Linked DNA regions of Homo sapiens: all the other regions are linked to region 2. A link is a loop called in an ENCODE intact Hi-C map of the cell type or tissue named here. Cell type or tissue: endothelial cell of umbilical vein. All regions are shown on one strand. Links, peaks and the distances in the headings refer to the core of each region. The heading gives the core; the rest is flanking DNA. Region 1 overlaps LINC02446 (long intergenic non-protein coding RNA 2446). Region 2 holds the start of LINC02366 (long intergenic non-protein coding RNA 2366). Region 3 has its middle 19 kb from the start of OLR1.

What was found. A loop is a pair of places that touch in the nucleus more often than their neighbours do. Peaks named below come from ENCODE experiments on the same cell type or tissue, not always from the same donor. Only the 100,000 strongest peaks of a DNase experiment are listed, where the experiment ranks them.
Region 1: it touches region 2 in a loop (6-fold over the local background); 5 of 110 quality-filtered maps call a loop at or near these places.
Region 3: a loop joins it to region 2, with 18 times the contacts of the local background. A loop is called at or near these places in 2 of 110 quality-filtered maps.

Annotation. Positions count from the first base shown.
Region 1 is chr12:10,557,743-10,565,555 of GRCh38, reverse strand. The region is part of intron 1 of LINC02446 (long intergenic non-protein coding RNA 2446); the gene reads right to left. Among named protein-coding and RNA genes, the nearest start is that of LINC02446, 8.3 kb to the right of the region's middle. In endothelial cell of umbilical vein, for the core only: a CTCF peak has its summit at 3,045 (motif pointing right); a DNase peak (open chromatin) is centred at 3,035.
Region 2 is chr12:10,746,137-10,753,949 of GRCh38, reverse strand. LINC02366 (long intergenic non-protein coding RNA 2366) reads right to left here and starts at 3,716. Exons shown (of 7, transcript NR_120463.1): 1 at 3,650-3,716. RefSeq lists a silencer at 3,656-3,705. In endothelial cell of umbilical vein, for the core only: a CTCF peak has its summit at 3,623; a DNase peak (open chromatin) is centred at 3,689; H3K27ac peaks cover 450 bases.
Region 3 is chr12:10,148,759-10,156,571 of GRCh38, reverse strand. No RefSeq gene overlaps it. Among named protein-coding and RNA genes, the nearest start is that of OLR1, 19 kb to the left of the region's middle. RefSeq lists enhancers at 2,639-2,828, 2,839-2,928, 2,783-3,286. In endothelial cell of umbilical vein, for the core only: a CTCF peak has its summit at 3,155 (motif pointing left); a DNase peak (open chromatin) is centred at 3,031; H3K4me3 peaks cover 830 bases; H3K27ac peaks cover 585 bases.

The DNA of each region.
Region 1 (7,813 bases), core at 1,730-4,229, 190 kb after region 2:
GACTTCATGACTAAAACACCAAAAACTGGCAATAAAAGCCAAAATTGACAAATGGGATCTAACCAAACAAAAGAGCTTCTGCACAGAAAAAAAAAACAAAAAACTATTATCAGAGTGAACAGGCAACCTACAAAATGGGAGAAAATTTTTGCAATCTATCCATCTGACAAAGGGCTATATCCAGAATCTACGAGGAACTTAAATTTACAAGAAAAAAAAAACAACCCCATCAAAAAGTGGGTGAAGGATATGAACAGATACTCCCCCAAAGAACACATTTATGCTGCCAACAGACATAGGAGAAAAAGCTCATCATCACTGGTCATTAGAAAAATGCAAATCAAAACCACAATGAGATACCATCTCATGCCACTTAGAATGGCAATCATTAAACAGTCAGGAAATAACAGATGCTGGAGAGACTGTGGAGAAATAGAAACGCTTTTACACTGTTGGTGGGAGTGTAAATTAGTTCAACCATTGTGGAAGACAGTGTGGCGATTCCTCAAGGATCTAGAACCAGAAATACCATTGGACTTAGCAATCCCATTACTGGGTATATACCCAAAGGATTATAAATCATTCTACTATAAAGACACATGTACATGTATGTTTATGGCAGCACTGTTCACAATAGCAAAAACTTGGAACCAACCCAAATGTCCATCAATAATAGACTGGATAAAGAAAATGTGGCACATATACACCATAAAATACTAAGCAGCCATAAAAAAGGATGAGTTCCCGTCCTTTGCAGGGACATGGATGAAGCTGGAAACCATCATTCTCAGCAAAGCAACACAGGAACAGAAAGTCAACCACCACATGTTCTCACTCATAAGTGGGAGTTGAACAATGAGAATACATGGACACAGGGAGGCAAACATCACACACCAGGGCCTGTCAGAGGGTGGGGGGCTAGGGGAGGGATAGCATTAGGAGAAATACCTAATGTAGATGACGGGTCGATGGGTGCAGCAAACCACCATGGCACGTGTATACCTATGTAACAAACCTGCACGTTCTGCACATGTATCCCAGAACTTAAAGTATAATTCAAAAATAATAATAATAATGAAAAGGAAGCTTACTACAAAACTTTCATTTCTCTTTTCCTAGGATATAGAATTTCTAAGTGGCCCTTAAATAATACAATAAAGCATACATAATTTGTAATAATCCTAACATAAAATATCAGTATATAATAGAGATAGGATAATACATAATGAAATGTTGGTTGAGACTTGAAACGTATCATTTATGATGGAGATATTAGGTTATAAAAATCCAAAAACATGTGAAAGATGAGAATTTGAAATGTCTTATTTTTATAACAAAAGAAGTTTAACTCTAAAATAGGAGATGACTTCATGGCCTGCAGCTGGAGTTAATTATCGTGGCAAAAACAAACGGGTCCCAAACTGACTAAAAATCAGTTGCTTGACCAGCCATTTACTGAAATATTTTGCTTATTGGTCTAGGGAGATCACTACAAGCCCAGAAAGATGTAAAAGGATGCATTAATACAACTAATGGAAGTTATCAAGTGGAATTATAGCCTTAGAGAAGAATAAAAATTATAGGAATAACAAAAGAAATGAAGTTTAAAAACTATTGTTATATTTTAGGATAGGTTTAAGAGTAAGCAATAGGTTTTGTAATAATTTTCTTTGGGTATATTTGCTACTTAAGGTGTTTGAGGTGCTCAAAAGACTTAGCTTAACTAAATCTGTAATTGTAGTTTAAATTTGTATAGGACTTAAGTAATTTTGTATAGGACTTGAGTAATTATGTTGAAATCACTATTCAAATGTTTGAATAGCTTTCTTTCTTTTTTTTATTTTTTTAAGACAGGGTTTCTTGCTCTGTCACCCAGGCTGGAGTGCAATGGGCGATCTTGGTTCACTGCAGCCTCCACCTCCCGACTTCAAGTGATTCTCCTGCCTCAGTCTCCTGAGTAGCTGGGATTACAGGCATGGGCCACCATGCCTGGCTAATTTCTGTATTTTTAGTAGAGATGGGGTTTCACCATGTTGGCTAGGCTGATCTTTGAACTCCTGTCCTCAAGTGATCCGTCCACCTCAGCCTCCCAAAATGCTGGGATTACAGGCATGAGCCACCAGGCCAGGCTCAAATTCTTTTTATTAGTTAATTAGTTAACTATTTGTGTGTAACAAATTACTAAATTATCCCACAACTTATGCTTTTTTTGGGTCAGGAATCCAGCCATGGGTGACTCTGACTTAGAGTTTCTCACAAGGATGCCTTTGGGGTGTGGGTGAGGGCTACAGTCATCTGAAGGCTCAGTTGGGGCAGACTCATATGCAGCCTCATGCACATGCTGTTGGCTGGTGTGAGGTCCTCACTCACTGTTAACAGGAGAAATGTCAATGCCTTGCCTCATAGACCTCTCCATAGAGCTACTCACTTCATGGCAGTTTGTTATTCTGTTTTCTGCTGGGGACGTGTATGTGGGAGAGGGGAGTGGGAGAGAAAGAGGGAGAGAAAGAGAAACAGAGATGCCAACTTGAGCACACACTCTGGGAAGAAGATTATACAATGGCATGAATACCAAGAAGTGGAATGATGACTGGAGTTATTTTAGAGAAAGTCAACCACAATTACATATCATACATTTGATAAAAATGATTCAAATGACAAATATTAGTAAATATTAGTCACCACTTGTGAAAGCCTTTGGTAAAATTTATAGTGGTAAATTTGCATTATGTATCCCCATTAAACTACACATTCCTGGAAATCATGCATGGAGACTTCATCTTTTTCATCAGCAGGGAATAGTACTACCATGTGGTAGGTACTCCAAAAACTCAGGTTGAAGAGATGAATGAATGAGCATTGTTTGAGTTTGTAATCTTCATTTTACATGGCTCCTGATAATTTTTAGAAATCCAAACAGCAAGAATGCTTTCTGACAACGTATAAGACTTGTGCTATTTGCCATCACCTTATAAATTTAATTTTGCTCATTACAGTTTTCAAAAGGTTTTTCACTTCTGATTCTGTAATTTTGTACTAGGCCACCAGATGGCATCACCACATAAACCAAGCTCTAAAATCAAGGCTTATTTGAAAATTAGTCTTGCTGGTCAGAATGAAGTAATAACTATATTCTCATAAACTGCTGTAGCAAATGTTAGTAGATAACTACTGCACACAAATTTAGCAAAATATATTGATAACCTTAAAAAATGGTAGTACTTTTTGAGCCAATGAGTCTACTAGAAATCTATCTTCAGAAAATAATGTGGACAAAATGGTACACACTCAAGATTTTACCTTAGCATTATTGGAATTGTCAAATACCAGGTAAAATCTTGGGTCCAACAATAATGAAAGGGTTAGTATATATGATACAATCATACAATTAAAAAACATACACACTTTCAAATGACTTATGAAGTATTCAATGACATGAGAAATGCTTCTGGCATAATGCTAATTTATGAATTGGGTTGTAAACTAATGTGTGATTCCCAGTATGTTGCATAGAAATTATAGAAAGGAAACATATTAATGTAATTTTATAAGGAAGTGTTTTTCTCTCTTCATATTTCTCCTTGTTACTCCAATTTTTAACAATGACTCCTTGGAACATCATATGTTAATAAGAAAAAATCAAGTTAACAATAACATAACATTAGTTTTTTAGGGCTGGGCATGGTGGCTCACTCCTGTAATCCCAGCCCTTTGGGAGGCTGAGGCAGGTGGATCACCTGATATCAGGAGTTTGAGACTAGCCTGGCCAACATGATGAAACCCCATCTCTACCAAAAAATACTAAAGTTAGCTGTGTGTGGTGGCTCACACCTGTAGTCCCAGCTTACTCAGGAGGCTGAGGCAGCAGAATCCCTTCAATTTGGGAGGCTGAGATTGCAGTGAGCTAAGAAGGCACCATTGCACTCCAGCCTGGGCCACAGAGCAAGACTCTGTGTCAAATAAATTAAAAGCTTTTTAGTACTTATAATTTAAAATTGTTTGTCTTCTACTATGTTAAACCATAAAAATATGCATTCATTCAGCCAGGCATGGTGGTTCATGCCTATAATCTCAGCACTTTGAGAGGCCAATGTGGGAAGATTGTTTGAGGCTAGGAGTTTGAGTCCAGCCTGGGCAACAAAGCAAGACCCTGTCTCTACAAAAAGGGAAAAATTTTAAAAATTAGCTGGGCATGGTGGCACATGCCCATAGTTCTTGCTACTCAGGGAGCCGAGATGGGAGGATTGCCTGAGCCCGAGAGACAATTCAAAGTAGAGGCTGCAGTGATCTATGATCAGGCCACTACACTGCGCCCTGGGCAACAGAGTGAAACCCTGTCCCAAACAAAAAACAAAAATCAAAGAAAAAGCATTCATTCAGCAATTATTTATTAGTGGTTTTTATAAATTGCACTGTATGTTGATGGTTCAAAAGTGAGTAACACAATTTCTGCCTTCCCTGAATGTATGATCAACTTGGATTGAAAGCTATATAAACAGATATTTTGTAAAATAACAAGTACAATGCTAAAGACTAATGATGGTACAATAAACTTTCTTCATCCCATTTAATAGTTGCAACTCTTCCAATTTGAATTATTCTACAATATTTGGTTTATGTGACATACTGAACTTTGTACATATTTTTCATTGTATAATGATTTCCAACAGCAAATATGGCACATGAGTAAAAAATATTTGCATTGGTTACGGGTATTTCTCTGTTGGAAAAGATATTCTCTACCTGTGAGAAAAGGATTATTGGTGCTGTTATTAAGGTAGATTATGGTAGGAAATACTGTTAATAAAATATCTTGGTGGTTTGATTTTTCCAACATTTGAACTGTGAGGCTGAGATGATTTTTAATAATATGGGTTTCCACAAGATTCCCCCTCTTCTCTAGAACTCAGCATTTTAACACAGCAGAATTCATATGTGAAGAGGGAGAACATGTATAGGCAACTCTTTTTGGAGAGGAGGAGTTATCTTTGGAAAGCAGCCTTTTAAAGATGGTTTTCCTCAACACCATCTGTACTAAAATACAAAAATTAGCCACGCGTGGTGGCGTATGCCTTTAGGCCCAGCTACGCGGGAGGCTGAGGCAGGAGAATCACTTGAACCAGGGAGGTGGAGATTGCAGTGAGCCGAGATGGCACCACTGACTCCAGCCTGGGCGACAGAGTGAGACTTCATCTCAAAAAAAAAGAAAAAAAAAAAAAACCAACATTTGTGTGTCATATCCCTTGAATGTAAAAAACAAAGTGATTTGTATGGAAAAGGCTTTTTAAAAAAAAATTTGACAAACATTTTCTATAATTAATTACAGAAAAGTAGGGTGAGAATGATCACATAATTTATCCTCTCCTTCCTACCTATGTAAGTATAAGCGAGGATTAAAGTAGACTACATAAAATATAGATGTACATTTGTCAATTGAATGTCCTTTCGTGAGTCATCTAATGCCCCTAATTTTTCATCTCTAAAACACGGATATCATTTTGGAGAATTAGATGATATATGTCAAACAGCAACAATAACAACAACAAAAAAATCCTAACCCCCCAAAAACTGTATTTGACACATGTCTTTTCTATATATTGGTTTGATTCAGCTAGTAAACTATGGAATGTGAGTGACAGCACAAAGAATTAGCCAATGCTTATTTTTGAAGAGAGTCAATAATAATAAAAGGAATTATTAATTTTCTCACTTTCAATAAATCCAACAAAATACTTTTCAAAAACATGGAATCTAAGGTAAAGTATGACTATTAGAAATCGTAAAAAAAAAAATGAAGGAAAACTCCCAAAAAGACAAAAAAAAAAAAAAAAAAAAAAAAAAAACTACCAATCTGGGTCCAAACATTCTATTTTCAATCATCAGACTCTTTAGTACAATATCACATTATCATGTGAATGTTTCTTACGGTAAACCTATGGGGAGAATCCATACTCAAGCAGCCAAATTTAAAGCAAGCCAAGGATTTAAAGGTACATCTTAAATCCCTGTTATTTTAAGAATTAGCTTTTTGCCTTGTTCCTAGACCTTGGATGAAAGCGGGAGAAGAGAGGAGGTCTTGTCAGGGTCCCCCTGGGCCTCCTGGTACACAGTGAGCCCCTGTGCTTGAGGCTTCCTGTGTGGTTTTAGCTCACAGAGCCCAGCTAGCTCCAGCTGCAGCTCTTCCTCTGGTGGGCTACATGTTGTTAACCTCTCAGGAAGTATCTGGGTCTATTTTATGCTGTATTTTCATAGTGTCTTTGATAATGGATTTTCAGTTCTTATGAGGTTGGAGGATTGAGTTGGCATAGTGATCTAGAACTCACTTATGTGTCATTTAGTTATATATTTTATATACTATTTATTATTTACTATAATTATTTCCATTATTATTTACTATTAGATATTATTTATATATTATTTACTGTTGGTTTGAACATGCTTTGACAAGATGATATGACATTGACTGAGTTTTAACCAATGGATGACCAGTGAAAGTTGGCCGAAAAGGTGAGGTACTAGGAAGAACCTAGATGGGCATGAAAAATGCCAGTGTAAATCCACCAGGTGGAGGAGTAATTGGAATGAATCACTGAGAATGTGTTTAGAGCTATGTGTCTAGGCTATAAATTGACCCCATATAGGCATTGCGCCTGCTCTTGGTGTTATTACCATCGGGCAACAGGCAATGCTCTGTTAGGCTTGACCTGGAGATTATCATTTTCAGGTATCAAAAATTGGGAAGAGGAAAGAAACATAATGCATAATTCGGTCTAGTTTTTATTCTATAAATATATAAGGAAATCCTGCTATTTGTGACAACATGGATAAACTTAGAGGACACTATTCTAAGTGAAATAAGCCAGACGCCAAAACACAAATATTGCGTGATCTCACTTGTATGTGGAATCTAAAAAAGTTGAAGACACAGTAACAAAGGGTAGAGTGGTAGTTACCAGGGGTTGGGGGCTGGGGGAGAAGTTAGTCAAACTTTTAGTTAGAAGATGAGTAAGTTCTGGAGACCTAACGTACAGCATGGTGACTATAGTTAATAATAAGGTACTGTATACTTGACATTTGCTAAGAGCAGGTCTTAAGGGTTTTTAACCCCACACACACAAAATGGTGGCTAGGTGAGGTCATGGTTATGTTAACTTCATTGTGGTAATTGTTTCACAATGTATATGTATATCAAAACATCATGTACATTTTAAATATATACAATTTTTGTGAATCATGTCTCAAGCTGGAAAAAACCAGTGAGATGCTATATAAATGATTAAACATATTCCCATTTTGCATTTAGGTTAAGAAAGAATTTTATATTCAGGTATATCCTTACTTTTGAACTACAGCCAACCTCTGATCATTTAACTTTTTAGTTTCCCATTTTTATTTATCCCACCCAGGGTATTAATGGTAGGGATTCTTCACAGCTGTGACTCATTTGCTTCCAGCGCCAGCACCAGGGAATTTCAAACTTTATTTGGCATAAGAATCACCTGGAGAGCTTGTTAAGCTGCTGATTATTGGGTCCCATTTCAGAGTTTCTGATTCAGTGATTCTGGCGGAGAGCCCAAGAATTTGCATTTTTAACAGTTCCCAGGTGATGTTTCAGTTGCTGGTCCTGGAACCACACCTGGGGAACTTTTGCTCTAGTTTATTTTCAGTTATTTCTCACTGAAAGTACTAATGATGTAGACCAATACTCTTTGGTCAATCTGAAAATTCCTCCCTTGGACTTGCTTTCTCTGGCAGAAAAATACTCTGTTATTTCTTCAGACAAAGCCCCAATTGGCCTTTTCTTTCCAGAGCC
Region 2 (7,813 bases), core at 2,178-4,677:
CCAATTGTCCCAGGCTTGTGGGGAGAATTTCGTGATATGATTTATGAACGTTTTGGAGAAATGCAAAGTGATTTCAGTTAATATACAATAGCCTATGATCATTATTCATTTTTTTTCAAGTCACTGTTTCTCTGATCTATGTATTGATCGGAGGTTGATGAATACAAATATTCTTTTATTATTTCTTCTATTATTGGTTGTTGTACTAGCAGTTCAGCCAGTAAAAGATAGCTAAGAATAAGGAAAACAATTAATAAGTAGGTTTAATAAAAATTACATCAATGAAGCAGGATGGACAAATGCAACAAACTTCACCTCACAACTAATCTTTGAGAAAGAATTTTAAAATAAAGAACAAAGTCTTAACCATGCTGGAACAAAAGAAGGAAATGTCACTAGAAAACCAAATATATTCATATGTATCTAAAAGATAGAAATCTGACAGGATCAAATTGAGGAAGAAAATCTGGGCCCAAAAATAGAAATCAGATAAGATGGCTGATATGGGTGAGATGAATTCTGCAGATTCTGCTAACTTGCAATTAATGAAAATAAAGAGGAGTCTGGAGCCAAGAGTAATCATCCTTCGGATGACTGCTTAGAGATGGAATGTAAAACAGTTAGGCAGGTTGGCCCCATTTCCACACCCCCACGCAAACACAAACATTTACACACACACACACACACACAGAGAGAGAGAGAGAGAGACTCATGCAGTGAACAGTGTAGCATTTGCTTCCAGACTGGAGACATTAGTATGAATAACTGGGTCACAGAAGTAGCACAGTGTTCCAGGTGGTTGGCAACACCCAAAAGGAATGGAAAAATCTTTGTTCCTGCACTGGAAGGTCTTGCATTCGTAGATTCCAGCTGCCTCCACTAGAACACCGTAGGCAGGGGAAGAGGAATTAAACTTGATGCTTTTGAGCAGTGCATTGCTAAATGATTTATTGCTTTAATGGCCTTAGTACAATGATTATGACTTTGTTTTAGTATAATCTTTTTTTTCTAACATTTGATTCCTCTTCTGATATAAGCTCCATGAGAGATGGAAGTATCTATCTTTCAACACTATTTTCCCAACACGTTTTGTATTGTCTGGAACCTCTGAACCATCAGGTTGAGCCACCACTGCAAATGGTTTGACAATACTTTTACATATATGTGCATGTGTGTGTTTGTATATATTTCTACAGAACAAATCTCACCCATAGCCATCTTATCTGATTTCTATCTTTGGACCCAGATTTTCTTCGTCAGTTCAATCCTGTCAGATTTCTATCCTTTAGATTCCAACTGTCTTCATTCGATCATTGTAAGCAGGGGAAGAGAAATTCTCAAATGCAAATATAAAACTGCAATCAAGAGTGACAACCCACACAGTGCAGGACAATATCATTAAAGAGAGGCACCAAATAGACAAATAATAAGAAAAAAAGAATGAATAATTATATAAAGAGCACAGGTACTGAAAAGAAATTGACAAAAGAGTCAATGACTATTGATAATATAGTTGCCTTCATTGAAAATTCAAGAGAAACCAAATGACAGACCATTTAAATCAATAAACAAGTTCACCAGGTAAAAGATTACTAAAGGATTTAAAATGATTTCTGCCACGTAGTAAGTACTATGTAAGTATTAGCTAGTTATACAACAGTGACAAATAAAAAATGGAAGTTAAAAAAAAACCTGTTTACAAAACAGCAGCAAAAGATATTCAAAGGAAAAAACATAAACATTACTGAAGGGCATAAGGACATAAATAAGTGAAATGATAAGTTATTTTCAAGAATGAGAAGCAAGAGTATTGTAAAGATATTAATTCCCCTGGAATCCTCCAAATTTAGTGAAATTCTAATCTAAAATCGTAACAGAATTGTTCCATGAAATTTACAAACTGATCCTAAAATTAATCTAAAAGTTTCAATGAGTGATCACTGTGTACTTCAAGGACAACGATCTCAACTCAAAGAATTTAAGATTCTAGCTGTAACATGAAAAAATACGGTTAAATGCGTGGCTGATCTGGTAAAAATAAAAGGAAATGTTCATAGATTTAACAAAAATAAATAGAAAGCAAAAATCCAGGAGGGAAGTAAAGCCTGAAATTTGGTCCTGTCCTAAGGGTATATGTAAATCAAGGATAATCTGAGCCTTCATTGATATAGCACATGAGGACAAAGGACAGCCACAAAGTCCACATTCAAGTTGGACTAATGAACAAACATTCGTCAAATTGGAGACTAATTCATAGAAACTCCTCCAGCACACATGCACCTCGGATACAATAAAACTACACCCTGGTTGTGATGGAGAGCTACAAGCAAACAAACAAGCCAACAAAAAGGGAACAACAAATGTATTAAAGGTTTCAACCTCGGAAATGAGGGGAGAGAGGGAAAATCATTGCCATTAAGAATTCATAACCATAAGCCAGCCTTCAAACATGTTTGCAACATTTAGTCCCCAAAACTTCAACCTGAAAATTTATTTTAAAGTGATACCTTCAGTTTGCATGTAAGATGCAAAGGAAAACCTTTCCTGTAGAGGAAAGCAACTTCCACACAGATCCCAAGGAATACTTATAGATAAAATCCTCCCAGCAGAAGGTTATAGGGGAATTAAACACACACGTACTTAGGATGCACACACATGCACAGTGAGGAAACAGGTTGCCACAAGTAAACACCTGTAGAAACAAAACACAATAATCTGCCACTACCTAAAATAGGCCATAGATTTTTTTTTCTGCTTGTTTGGGAAGATAGAAATATGATAGAAAGGGGAAGAGAAAACAGGGATGCCCACGATGGATCCAGAAATAAGTATTAATCATGTATGTGTTGGGAATTGGAGTGCTCTTAGTAATCCAATTAAGACATTAAAATAATTCATATATGTCAATGATATGAGCCTCAGAAAGAACAGCAAGAGTTACTATGGCCTGAAAGGCTCAGAAGCAAGCAGGACTTAAATTGGGCTTAGAGGAAGTAAGATTTGCACAGTTTCTGAGAAATGAAGGGATATTTCAGGAAGTAGGAGAAATACACAAAGGTGGACATTCTCAAGGAGTCTCCGCAAATAGGGACAGGCCTTTGGACAATCACGCAATACTTCCACAAAAAAGAATGGCAGAAAATACTTCTAAAGGAAGATGATTGACAACCTCCAGAAAATAGACTAGAAAGGGGCAGGATCACATGTAAACACAGTGCCATAAGGCCAGTTGGTCAATTGATTAATTATGTACTACTTATAAAATAAGTAAATACTGAGAAATAATTAGCTAATTGTAAAAACAAACATCTATTATCCAATTGGGCAAGTGGGAACTATGTTTGATTGGAAGTCAGGAGACCTTAAATTCTCTTCCTAAATTTACCACTGACCAGTTTTGAAATTAAAGCTACCTGGGAATCAGTTTTTATATTGAAAATTGGGGAGGAGGAAGGTCTACGGAGAAGGGCAGATTAATTAATGATCTCACTTATGAACGCAGCTCTACAACTTTACAAAACCAAAAGAATGAAGAACGGTGCTCATTCCTCCGGTGCTCAAAAGAGGGCGCCCACAAGAGCAGCAGAGATTTACTGGAACCGATTTACTGAAAATCCCCGTTTTCATTTCCCGGTCTGAGTTTCATTACCCAAGAAATCCACAGGGTGGCGATAACACTGAACGGAATGTGAATTCAGAGTGGAAATTCTCAGAAACCGTATTCTTCAACGGCCAGTGTTTACAGATTTCCCTTTCCCTGATTTTATGATGTCACCAATGACACAGAAGCTGGCGAAACGCGTGAAGGCCGTACACAAGGCAATGACGGTGATGGCAATGATTCCCACGGGAGAACCAACTGTGATCCAGACCTTTGGCAATCCTCACAGTAATGCAAAGGAGACTTTACCATTCTCTTCCTCATTTTACAGAAAAAGAACTAGAAAGGGAGAAATCAAGTAAATTATCCAAGGTAACTGAGGTAGTGAGTGACCTCGGCGGAATTCAAACCTTAGTCTAGGGTCAGTGTCATGGTTCTTTCATCACAGCCCGCTGACAGCTCTGAAGAAAGCCTGTTTGACTAACACAAAGTGGCCTTTCTTCCTAACCATCTTCCTCACTGATATAGAAAGGAGAAATTTTGCCATTTTTTTCATAACTGAAAAGAAGCCTTAAAAGATTCTATTCATCTTTAGCACAGGATAATATTAGTAACTCTTTAAGCCACTATTAAATAATGATTGTATAGCTACAGCAGTTTCAATTTTAGTGTTTATATCAGGGTCACTGACTTTTCTTCCCTAATGCTTAAATGGGGCAGGAACATTTCTTCATTGAATGTCACGTTAAGGTGTGTTGAATTAGAAATAACAGAATTCTCTTCAAATTGAGTTAAAGGGAGGAAAAAGATGGCTTTTCAGTGTAATTACGGGTCATTTCAAAGAAAACAAGAAGTTTCTTTAAGTGATACAGGAGATTAGAATCAACAACTGGAAAACTATAAGAATTACACAGTTGTTCAAACTTTTTTCTTTCCACATTCTCTAGTCCATGGTTTTCTTGATATCTTTGGACTATTGCCTCTTTCTATTGGCTGACTTTCTCCTCTCTAGACCCGACAGCTCCTGAATTCCCACATCCTCAGCTTAAGTGACTATCAGAGACTGACTTATATCTGTGAATTTTGGCTCCTAACCTCTGAGAAAGAGAATTCAATATGGCCTGGCAACAGCTGTCAAGCAGCTAAACATAAACAAGGGTGATGATTATCAAAGCAGTATGTACTGAAAAACACAGACACCCCAGGAGACATATGTTATGACTGGCTAAATGTCTTTTTGAGAAGTTAAAAAGAAATAATTCATTTCCTGGATGATCAGGATGAAATTCTAAACCATTTGGCATGTCCACATTTCCCCCTGTATCTATGGTAATAACACTCATAAAACCATAATTTGGGATACAGATTTTAACAGTTTTTCCAAATATTTAAAGATAGGCCAAAATTATAATATTCTGAATTCATATTTCCATCTATACCTCAGTCTGACTATTTTTAGAATAAATTTTTTTTTAAATGTACCTTGCTGGGTGGAGCCTATAATCCCAACACTTTGGGAGGCTGAGGCAGGTGGATCACTGTGAATCCAGGAGACCAGTTGGAGACCAGCCTGGGCAACATAGCGAGACCCTGTCTCTACAAAAAAATTAAAAACTAGCCAGGTGCAATGGCACAAGCTTGTAGACATAACTACATGGGAGGCTGAGGTGAAATGATTTGTTTGAGCCCAAGAGTTCACGGCTGCAGTGAGCTATGATCATTACGCTGCGTTCCAGCCTAGGAGACACAGTGCGACCCAAGATGGAGTCACTGATATATGTTACCATTTGCGACGAGTACTTTTTTCCTGGAAAACAGTCCTCACATAATAAAGCAGGGCCAGGCAAGGTGGCTCATGCCTGTAATTCCAGCATTTTTGGAGGCTGAGGTGGAAAGACTGCTTGAGCCCAGGAGGCTGAGGCTGCAGTGAGCCATGATTGTGCCACTGCACTACAGCCTGGGTGACAGAGCAAGACTTTATCCAAAGATAGCTGAATAGGAACAGCTCCAGTCCGCAGCTCCTAGCATGATCGACACAGAAGACAGGTGATTTCTGCATTTCCAACTGAGGTACCTGGTTCATCTCACTGGGACTGGTTGGACAGTGGGTGCAGCCCATGGAGGGTGAGCCGAAGCAGGGCGGGGCATTGCCTCACGTGGGAAGTGCAAGGAGTCAGGGAATTCCCTTTCCTAGCCAAGGGAAGCCGTGACAGACTGTACCTGGAAAATCGGGACATTGCCACCCGAATACTGTGCTTTTCCAACAGTCCTAGCAAATGGCATACCAGGAGATTATATCCCGTGCCTGGCTCAGTGGGTCCCACGGCCACGGAGCCTTGCTCACTGCTAGCACAGCTGTCCAAGATTGAATGGCAAGGCGGCAGCCTGGCTGGTAGAGGGGTGTCCGCCATTGCTGAGGCTTGAGTAGGTAAACAAAGCAGCTGGGAAGCTCGAACTAGGCGGAGCCCACCTCAGCTCAACGAGGCTTGCCTGCCTCTGTAGACTCCACCTCCAGGGGCAGTGCATAGATGAACAAAAGGCAGCAGAAACTTTGCAGACTTAAACGTCCCTGTCTGACAGCTCTGAAGAGACCAGTGGTTCTCCCTACACAGTGTTTGAGCTCTGAGAATGGACAGACTGCCTCCTTAAGTGGGTCCCTGACCCTGTGTAGCCTAACTGGGAGACACCTCCCAGTAGGGGCCGACTGACACCTCATACAGTTGAGTGCCCTTCTGAGACGAAGCTTCCAGAGGAAGGATCAGGCAGCAATATTTGCTATTCTGCAATGTTTGCTGTTCTACAGCCTCCACTGTTGATACCCAGGTGTGGACCTCCAGCAAACTCCAACAGATCTGCAGCTGAGGGACCTGATTGTTAGAAGGAAAACTAACAAAAAGAAAGGAGTAGCATCAACATCAACAAAAACCACATCCACACCAAAACTCCATCTGTAGGTCACCATCATCAAAGACCAAAGGTAGATAAAACCACAAAGATGGGGAGAAACCAGAGCAGAAAAGCTGAAAATTCTAAAAACTAGAGCACCTCTTCTCCTCCAAAGGATCACAGCTCCTTGCCAGCAACAGAACAAAGCTAAATGCTCCAATTAAAAGACACAGACTGGCAAATTGGATAGAGTCAAGACCCATCGGTGTGCTGTATTCAGGAGACCCATCTCACAAGCAGAGACACACATAGGCTCAAAATCAAGGAACGGAGGAAGATCTACCAAGCAAATGGAAAACAAAAAAAGGCAGGGGTTGCAATCCTAGTCTCTGATAAAACAGACTTTAAACCAACATAGATCAAAAGAGACAAAGTAAGCCGTTACATAATGGTAAAGGGATCAATTCAACAAGAAGAGCTAACTATCTTAAATATATATGCACCCAATGCAGGAGTACCCAGATTCATAAAGCAACTCCTTAGAGACCTACAAAGAGACTTAGACTCCCACACAATAATAATGGGAGACTTTAACATCCCACTGTCAATATTAGACACATCAACGAGACAGAAGGTTACCAAGGATATCCAGGACTTGAACCCAGCTCTGCACGAAGCAGACCTAATAGACATCTACAGAACTCTCCACCACACATCAATAGAATATACATTCTTCACAGCACCACATCACACTTAATCCAAAATTGACCACATAGTTGGAAGTAAAGCAGTCCTCAGCACATGTAAAAGAAGAGAAATCACAAGAAACTGTCTCTCAGACCACAGTGCAGTCACACTAGAACTCAGGATTAAGAAACTCACTCAAAACCGCACAACTACATGGAAACTGAACAACCTGCTCCTGAATGACTACTGGGTAAATAACGAAATGAAGGCAGAAATAAAGATGTTCTTTGAAACCAATGAGAACAAAGACACAATGTACAAGAATCTCTGGGACACATTTAAAGCAGTGTGTAGAGGGAAATTTATAGCACTAAATGCCCACAAGAGAAAGCAGGAAAGATCTAAAATCGACACCCTAACATCACAATTAAAAGAACTAGAGAAGCAAGAACAAAGAAATTCAAAAGCTAGCAGAAGGCAAGAAATGACTAAGATCAGAGCAGAACTGAAGGAAATAGAGACACAACAAAACCCTTCAAAAAAATCAATGAATCCAGGAGCTGGTTTTTTGAAAAGATTAACAAAACTGATAGGCCGGTAACAAGACTAATAAAGAAGAAGAAAGAGAAGAATCAAATA
Region 3 (7,813 bases), core at 1,808-4,307, 600 kb after region 2:
CAGATATTTTTACATATTTTGTTAGCTTACCATATATACTTCATAGTTTCGACGCTACTGTACATGGGAATTATCATTGATAATTTTAATTTCCAACTGTTTATTGCTAGTATGGAGAAATATAATAGACTTTTAAATATTCACCTTATATTCTGAAACCTTGATAAACTTATTTGTTTCTTCTAGTAACTTTTTTTGTAGATGTCATCAGATTTTCTACACAAATAATCATTCTGTGTGCCAGCGGAAGCACTTCTATCTTTTCCTTTCCAATGCTTTTATTCTTTTCCTTGCCTGAACCTCCCGTTCAATGAGAAATAAAAGTAGTGAGAACAATATCCTTATTTTGAAATTGATCTTGAGAAGAGATCATTCAGTGTTGCACCACTAAGTATGGTGTAAACTGTAGATGTTTCATAGACGTCCTTAATCAGTTTTAGGAAGTTCCCTTTTGTTCCTTGCATTCTTAGAGGACTGATCAGGAATAGGTGTTAATTTTGTCTAATATTTTTCTACATCTATTGAGATGATTATATATACATTTTTATTTTAAAAATATCTAGTATTTTCTTTGTTTTTTTTTAGGTTAAAAATTTCTAGTCTTTTAACATGAATTACACTCATTAATTATATAAGGTTAAAACAATTTAGGATTGCATTATATTAATGGATTAGATCTGTTATATGTATTATATTATGGGTTATTTCTGTTAAAATTTGGCTTAGAATGTTTGCAACTATATTTATGGGTTTTTTGTTTCTGTTCATTTTGTTCTGGTTTTTTAGAGGTAGAGTCTTACTCTGTTGCCCAGGCTGGACTGCAGTGGCACGACCACAGGTCACTGAAGCTTTGACCTCCCAGGCTGAAGTGATCCTCCTGCCTCAGCCTCCAAAGTAGCTGGGACAACGGTGACCACAGGCATGCACCATCATCCCCAGCTAATTATTTTAATTTGAGAGAAAGAGACAGGCTCTTCTTATGTTGCCCTGGCTGGCCTTGAAGTCCCAGGTTCAAGTGATCCTCCTGCCTCGGCCTCTCAAAGTGTTGGGATTACAGGTGTGACCCACCATGCCTGGCCAGTACTTTTTTTTTTTTTTTTGAGGTGGAGTTTTGCTCTGTCGCCCAGGCTGGAGTGCAGTGGCGCGATCTTGGCTCACTGCAACCTCTGTCTCCCGGGTTCAAGCGATTCTCCTGCCTTGGCCTCCTGAGTAGCTGGGATTACAGGCACCCCCCACCATACTCAGCAAATTTTTGCATTTTTAGTAGAGATAGGGTTCCACCATGTTGGCCAGGGTGGTCTCGAACTCCTGACCTCAGGTGATCTGCCCGCCTAGGCCCCCAAAGTGCTGGGATTACAGGTGTGAGCCACCGTGCTTGGCCATGGCCAGTATTTTTAAACATAGTTTTCTTTTCTCTTTATGACTTTGCCTTATTTGAATATCAGATAAATATTTCTCAATGTCAATTTTTCTGGAAGATTTGGTTTAGAATTAGTACTATTTCTTCATTAAATGTTTGATACAATTTACCCTTGAAGTCATCTGGGCATAGGGTTTTCTTTGTAGTAAGGTTTTCAACTACAGATTCAGTTTCTTTTTTTTCTTTTTTTTGAGACGGAGACTTGCTTTGTCGCCCAGGCTGCAGTGCAGTGGCACCATCTCGGCTCACTGCGACCTCCGCCTCCCGGGTTCAAGCGATTTTCCTGCCTCAGCCCCCAAGTAGCTGGGATTACAGGCGCGAGCCACCATGTCCCTCTAATTTTTGTATTTTAGTAGGGGCGGGGTTTCACCATGCTGGCCAGGCTGGTCTCGAACTCCTGACCTTGTGATCCGCCCGCCTCAGCCTCCCAAAGTGCTGGGATTACAGGCGTGAGCCACCGCACCCGGCCAGATTCAGTTTTTTTTAGATGTTGAGCTGTTCAAAGGATTCCTTCTTCAATGAGCTTTGGTGGTTACTTTCAAGGAATTTATGAGCTTCATCTAAGTTGTTTAATTTATTGGCATACCATTTTTAAAAATTATTTGAATATCTGTAGAATCTTTAGCATTGCCACTTCCTTCCTGACAGTGTTAATTGTATCTTTTTTTTTTAAAACTAATCGGCTTAGCTAGAGATTTATCAATTTCATTTTTCTTCTCAAAAAAGCTATTTGGTCAACAGAGACAAGATGGCCAAATAGACGCAGACAGGAAGCACCACTCCCGCTGACAGAAAGGGAGACCGGGAACCCTTTCAGGTTCTGGAACACCAGTGCCAGTTCCTGGCCCTGAACAACCCTTGGCAAGGCAGCCCACTCTTGCTGTGGACCTCTAGGATTCCAGCCACAAGAGATCCTACACTCCCCATAAACATTCGAACTGGCATGGGGATATGCCCTACAAGCAGGCAGAGGCAGAACTCCAGCCTGCATAGAGCCCGGTTTTTGTTGTTGTTGTTGTTTGTTTGTTTGTTTTGCGTTGGGGGCAGTTCCAGTGGAACATGGCCATGCGCACCCATCCCCCAAGGCTCTCCGTCCTCTTCCGAATAACTCTAACCCCACTGACTGCCGCGCAAAGAGAACAGCAGGGTCGACTTTCCCTTCGGAGTGGGGCACTTCTGTTCCGCAGGACCTCCTGCCCTCCAGCCCCTCTCAAGTCCTCTGCCTGGCCGCTCTAGGAGCCTGTCAACGGTGCAGACTCCACTGCCCATCCTGGGTGCTTTGCAGGCCGACATGCCTGACTGAGTTCTTTCCCAGCCGCTTGGGAGCAGTTCCGAGGCCCCGTCGCAGCCCGTGCCGGAACCTGGGGTGCAGGATGGCGGATGTGCTGGCTGGGGCCAAAGCCCTGGGCTGCGGCGTGCAGCGCCGCAGTGCGGGACCCAGATTCATGGCCTGCGCTCCAGCGGGCAAGGAGTCCCGAGTCTCAGAAAACCGAGGGAGTGATATGCCCAGATTAGGGGCAGGCGCGGAAGGTCTGCCAGCCATGGGTGTCCGCCTGAGGGAGCTGCCCAGCCCGGACAGCCTAGCAAAGGAAATGCGGGAATGACGATAGTGACTGGAGAGGACTCTCCGAAGGCTTGAGAGCGGAGCTGGTGGGGTCAGCTCCCCGCGCTGGGCCACACCACAGGACGTTGTTGCGAGCTCGCTGAAACGTAAAAACCCGCAGCGCTGGCCGTTACTCTTATGCGCCATCTGCTGGATGATAGCCCAAATTACACCAAAAATATTCTGCCAATATATTAAATATTGGTCTGTGAAACTCAGGGCAAGAATCCAGCCACAAAGATCTTGTACAGAGCCTTGGCCCTCTGACAGCACTCATAAATGAAGCAAATGACTATATTCAACTTACACCACAGTTAAAGGAATACCAGCCCTCTCAGAAGAGAAAGAATTTTGCCAATTAAAAAGTAAGAGTGTCCCCTTACCTCCAAATGAGCACACTAGCTCCCCAGCAATGGCTCTTAACCAGAATGAAATGACAGACACAGAAATGAGAACCTAGATGGAAAGAAAGCTCACTGAGACTCAGGAGGCTGTTGAAACGCAATCCAAGGAATCCAGTAAAATGATCCAAGAGCTGAAAGATAAAAGACTTTTATTTATTTATTTATTTATTTATTTTTGAGATGGAGTCTTGCTCTGTCACCCAGGCTGGAGTACAGTGGCACGATCTCAGCTCACTGCGACCTACACCTACCAGGTTAAAGCGATTCTCCTGCTTCAGCCTCCCAAGTAGCTAGGATTACAGGCGAACACAACCAGGCCTGGCTAATTGTTTGTATTTTTTGGTAGAGACAGGGTTTCGCCATGTTGGCCAGGCTGGTCTTGAACTCCTGACCTCAAGCGATCCACCTGCCTTGGCCTTCCAAAGTGCTGTGATTACAGGCGTGAACCACCACACCCAGCCTGAAAAAAATAATTTTAAGAACGAACCATACTGAACTTCTGGAATTGACACATTTACTACAAGAATTTCATAATACATTTGGAAGCATTAATAGCAGAATAGACCAAGCTGTGAAGAAATTCAAAGACTGGTTCTTTGAATCAACTCAGTCAGACAAAAATAAAGAAGAAATAATTTTAAAAAAATGGACAAAAGCCCTGAGAAATATGGAATTATATAGAGAGACCAAACCTATAACTCATTGGTATTCCTGAGAGAGGAGAGAGAGTAAGCTATTTGGAAAATATATTTGAGGATACGATCCATGACAATCTCTCCACTCCCACTAGAGATGTTAACATACAAATTTAAGAAATATAAGGCCTGGCGTGTTGTCTCATGCCTGAATCCCAGCATTTGGGAGGCCAAGGTGGGTAGATCACTTGAGGTCAGGAGCTCAAGACCAGCCTGGCCAACATGGCAAACCCGTCTGTACTAAAAATACAAAAATTAGCTGGACATGGTGGTGCATGCCTGTAATCCCAGCTACTTGGGAGGCTGAGGCAGGAGAATCGCTTGAACCTGGGAGGCAGAGGTTGCAGTGAGCCAAGATCGTGCCATTGCCCTCCAGCCTGGGCAACAAGAGTGAAACTCCATCTCAAAAAAAAAAAAAAAAGAAGTACAGATAACCCCCATGAGATACTAGACACAACAAGCATTCCCAAGGCACATAGTTATCAGATTCATCAAGGTTAATGCAAAAGAAAAAATGTAAAGGCATCTAGAGAGAAGGGTCAGGTCGTTTACAAAATGAGGACCATCAGGCTAGTAGCAGACCTCTAAGCAAAAGCCTTATGAGTCAGAAGAGATTGGGGCCTATTTTCAGTGTTCTTAAAGAGAAGGAATTCCAACCAAAAAATTTATGTCCTGATAAACTAAGCTTGACTGGTGAAGGGGAAATAAATTTCTCAGACAAGCAAATGCTTAAGGGAATTTGTTACCACTAGACTAGCCTTACAAGACGTCTTTATAGGAGTGCTGTAAAGATGGAAATGAAAGAATGATACCTGCTATCACAAAAATGCATTTAACCACATAGCCCACCAACAATATAAAGCAACTATGCAATAGAAACTACAAAGTCACCAGCTAAGAACATGATGACAGGATCAATGTCACATATCAGTACTAACTCTAGGCCAGGCACAGTGGCTCATGCCTGCAATCGCAGCACTTTGGGAGGTCGAGGTGGGCGGATCACTTCAGGTCAGGAGTTCACAACCAGCCTGGCCAACATGGTGAAACCCCATCTCTACTAAAAAATACAAAAATTAGCTGAGCATGGTGGTGTCTGCCTGCAGTCCCAGCTTCTCAGGAGGCTGAGGCAGGAGAATCACTTGAACCCAGGAGGCAGAGGTTGCAGTGAGCCAAGATCGTGCCACTGCATTCCAGCCTGGGTGACAGAACAAGATTCTGTCTCAAAAAAAAAAAAAATTATTCTGGTGTGGTGGTGCATGCCTGTAATCCCAGCTACTCGGGGGGCTGAGGCATGAGAATCTCTTGAACCCAGGAGGTGGAGGTCACAGTGAGCTGAGATCGTGCCACTGCACTCCAGCCTGGGTGACACAGTGAGACTCTGTCTCAAAAAAATGAAATAAAATAAAAAATAAAAATACAATCAAACAGGAACTGAATGAAATTGAGTTGCAAAACACCATATGAAAGATCAATGAAACCAAGAACTGGTTCTTTGAAAGAATAATCATGATTGATAGGCCATAAGGTAGGTTAATAAAAAAAAGAAATAAGCACAATCAGAAATTACAAAGATGAGATTACAACAAATTCCTCAGAAATACAAAGGATCCTAAGAGACCATTATGAAAATCTCTATGCAAATTAAAAATCTAGAGGAAATGGATAAATTCCTGGAAACATATAACTTCCCAAGATTGAACCAGGAAGAAAGCAAAAACCTGAACAGACCAATAACAAATTCCAAAATTGAAACAATAATAAGAAATCTACCAACCAACAAAAGTCTTGAACAAGATGGCTTCAGAGCTGAATTATAGCAGATGGACAAAGAAGAAGTAGTACAAATTCTACTGAAATTATTACAAAAAATTGAGGAGAGGGCTCCTCCCTAACTCATTCTATGAAGCCAGTATCATTCGGACAGAACAAAAAAGAAAACTTGAGGCCAACATCCTCAATAAACATAGATGCAAAAATCCTCAGCAAAATACCAGCAAACCAAATCCAGTAGCAGATCAAAAAGTTAATTCACCACAATCAGTTGGGTGCAGTGGCTCATGCCTGTAATTCCAGCACTTTGGGAGTCTGAAACAGGAGTACTGCTTGAGCTCAGGAGCTCGAGACTAGCCTGGGCAACATAGCGAGGCCTGTCTCTAAAAAGAATAAAAATTAATAATACAAAAAAAAGTTAATTAACCACAATGAAGTAGGCTATATCTATGATTCAAGGTTGGTTTGACATATGCAAATCAATATATGTGACTCACCACATAAACAGAATTTAAAATAAAAATTATATGATCCCATCTCAACAGACATGGAAAAAGCTTTCAGTAAAATCCAACCTCTTCTTATGGTTAAAAAAAAAAACCTCAACAAACTAGGCATTAAAGAAAGATAACCTCAAAATAATAAGAGTCGTCTAAGACAAACCCACAGACAACATTATATTGAATGGGCAAAAGCTGGAAAAATTTCCCTTGAGAACTGGAACAAGATAAGGATGTCCACTTTCACCACTCCTATTCAACATAGTACCAAAAATCCTAGCCAGAGCAATCAGGCAAGAGAAAGACTTAAAAGGTATCCAAATAGGAAAAGAAGTCAGACTATCTCCCTTCACTGACAACATGATTCTATACCTAGAAAACTCTAAAGACTTCGCCAGTATGCTCCTAAAACTGATAAATGATGTTAACAAAATTTCAGGATACAAAATCAATGTACACAACTTAGTAGCATTTCTAAACACCAGTAACATTCTAGCTGACAGCCAAGTTAAGAGCATAATCCCACTTATAATAACCACTAATAAAATGATTATTGGGAGTACCACTAAACAAGGAGGTGAAAGATCTCTGCAAGGAGAACTGCAAAACACTGCTGAAAGAAATCAGAGCCAATACAAATAAATGGAAAAACATGTCATGCCCATGGATTGGAAGAATCAATATTGTTAAAATGGCATACTGCCCAAAGCAATGTACAGATTCAATGCTATTACCATCAAATTACAAGTATCATTTTTCACAGAATTAGAAAAAACAATCCTGAGATTCATACAGAACCAAAACAGAGCCTGAATAGTCAAAACAATCCAAAGCAAAAAGAGCAAAACTGGAGGCATCATGTTACCCAACTTCAAACTATACTATAAGGCTACAATAACCCAAAGAGCATGATAGTAGTACAAAAACAGACACATAGACTGAGGGAACAGAATAGAGAACCCAGAAATAAAGTTGCACACCTACAATTATCTGGTCTTTGACAAAGTTGACAAAAACGACCAATAGGAAAGGACTCCCTGTTCAGTAAAAGTGCTGGAATATACTGGCTAGCCATATGCAGAAGATTGAAACTGGTGAAACCCTACCTTTCATCACACATAAAAATTGATTCAAAATGGATTAAAGACTTAAGACCTCAAACTATAAAATTCTAGAAATAAATCGAGGAAATACCCTACTCAACATCAGCTAAGGCAGATAATTTATGGCTAAATCTTTAAAAGCAATTGCAACAAAAACAGTAATCAACAATAGGACCTAATTAAACTAAAGAGGTTTGCATAGCAAAAGAAACTATCAACAGAGAAATTAGACAATCTACAGAATACGAGAAAATGTTAGTAAAGTATGCATCTGACAAAGGTGTAATAATCCAGAATCTATAAGAAATTTAGGCC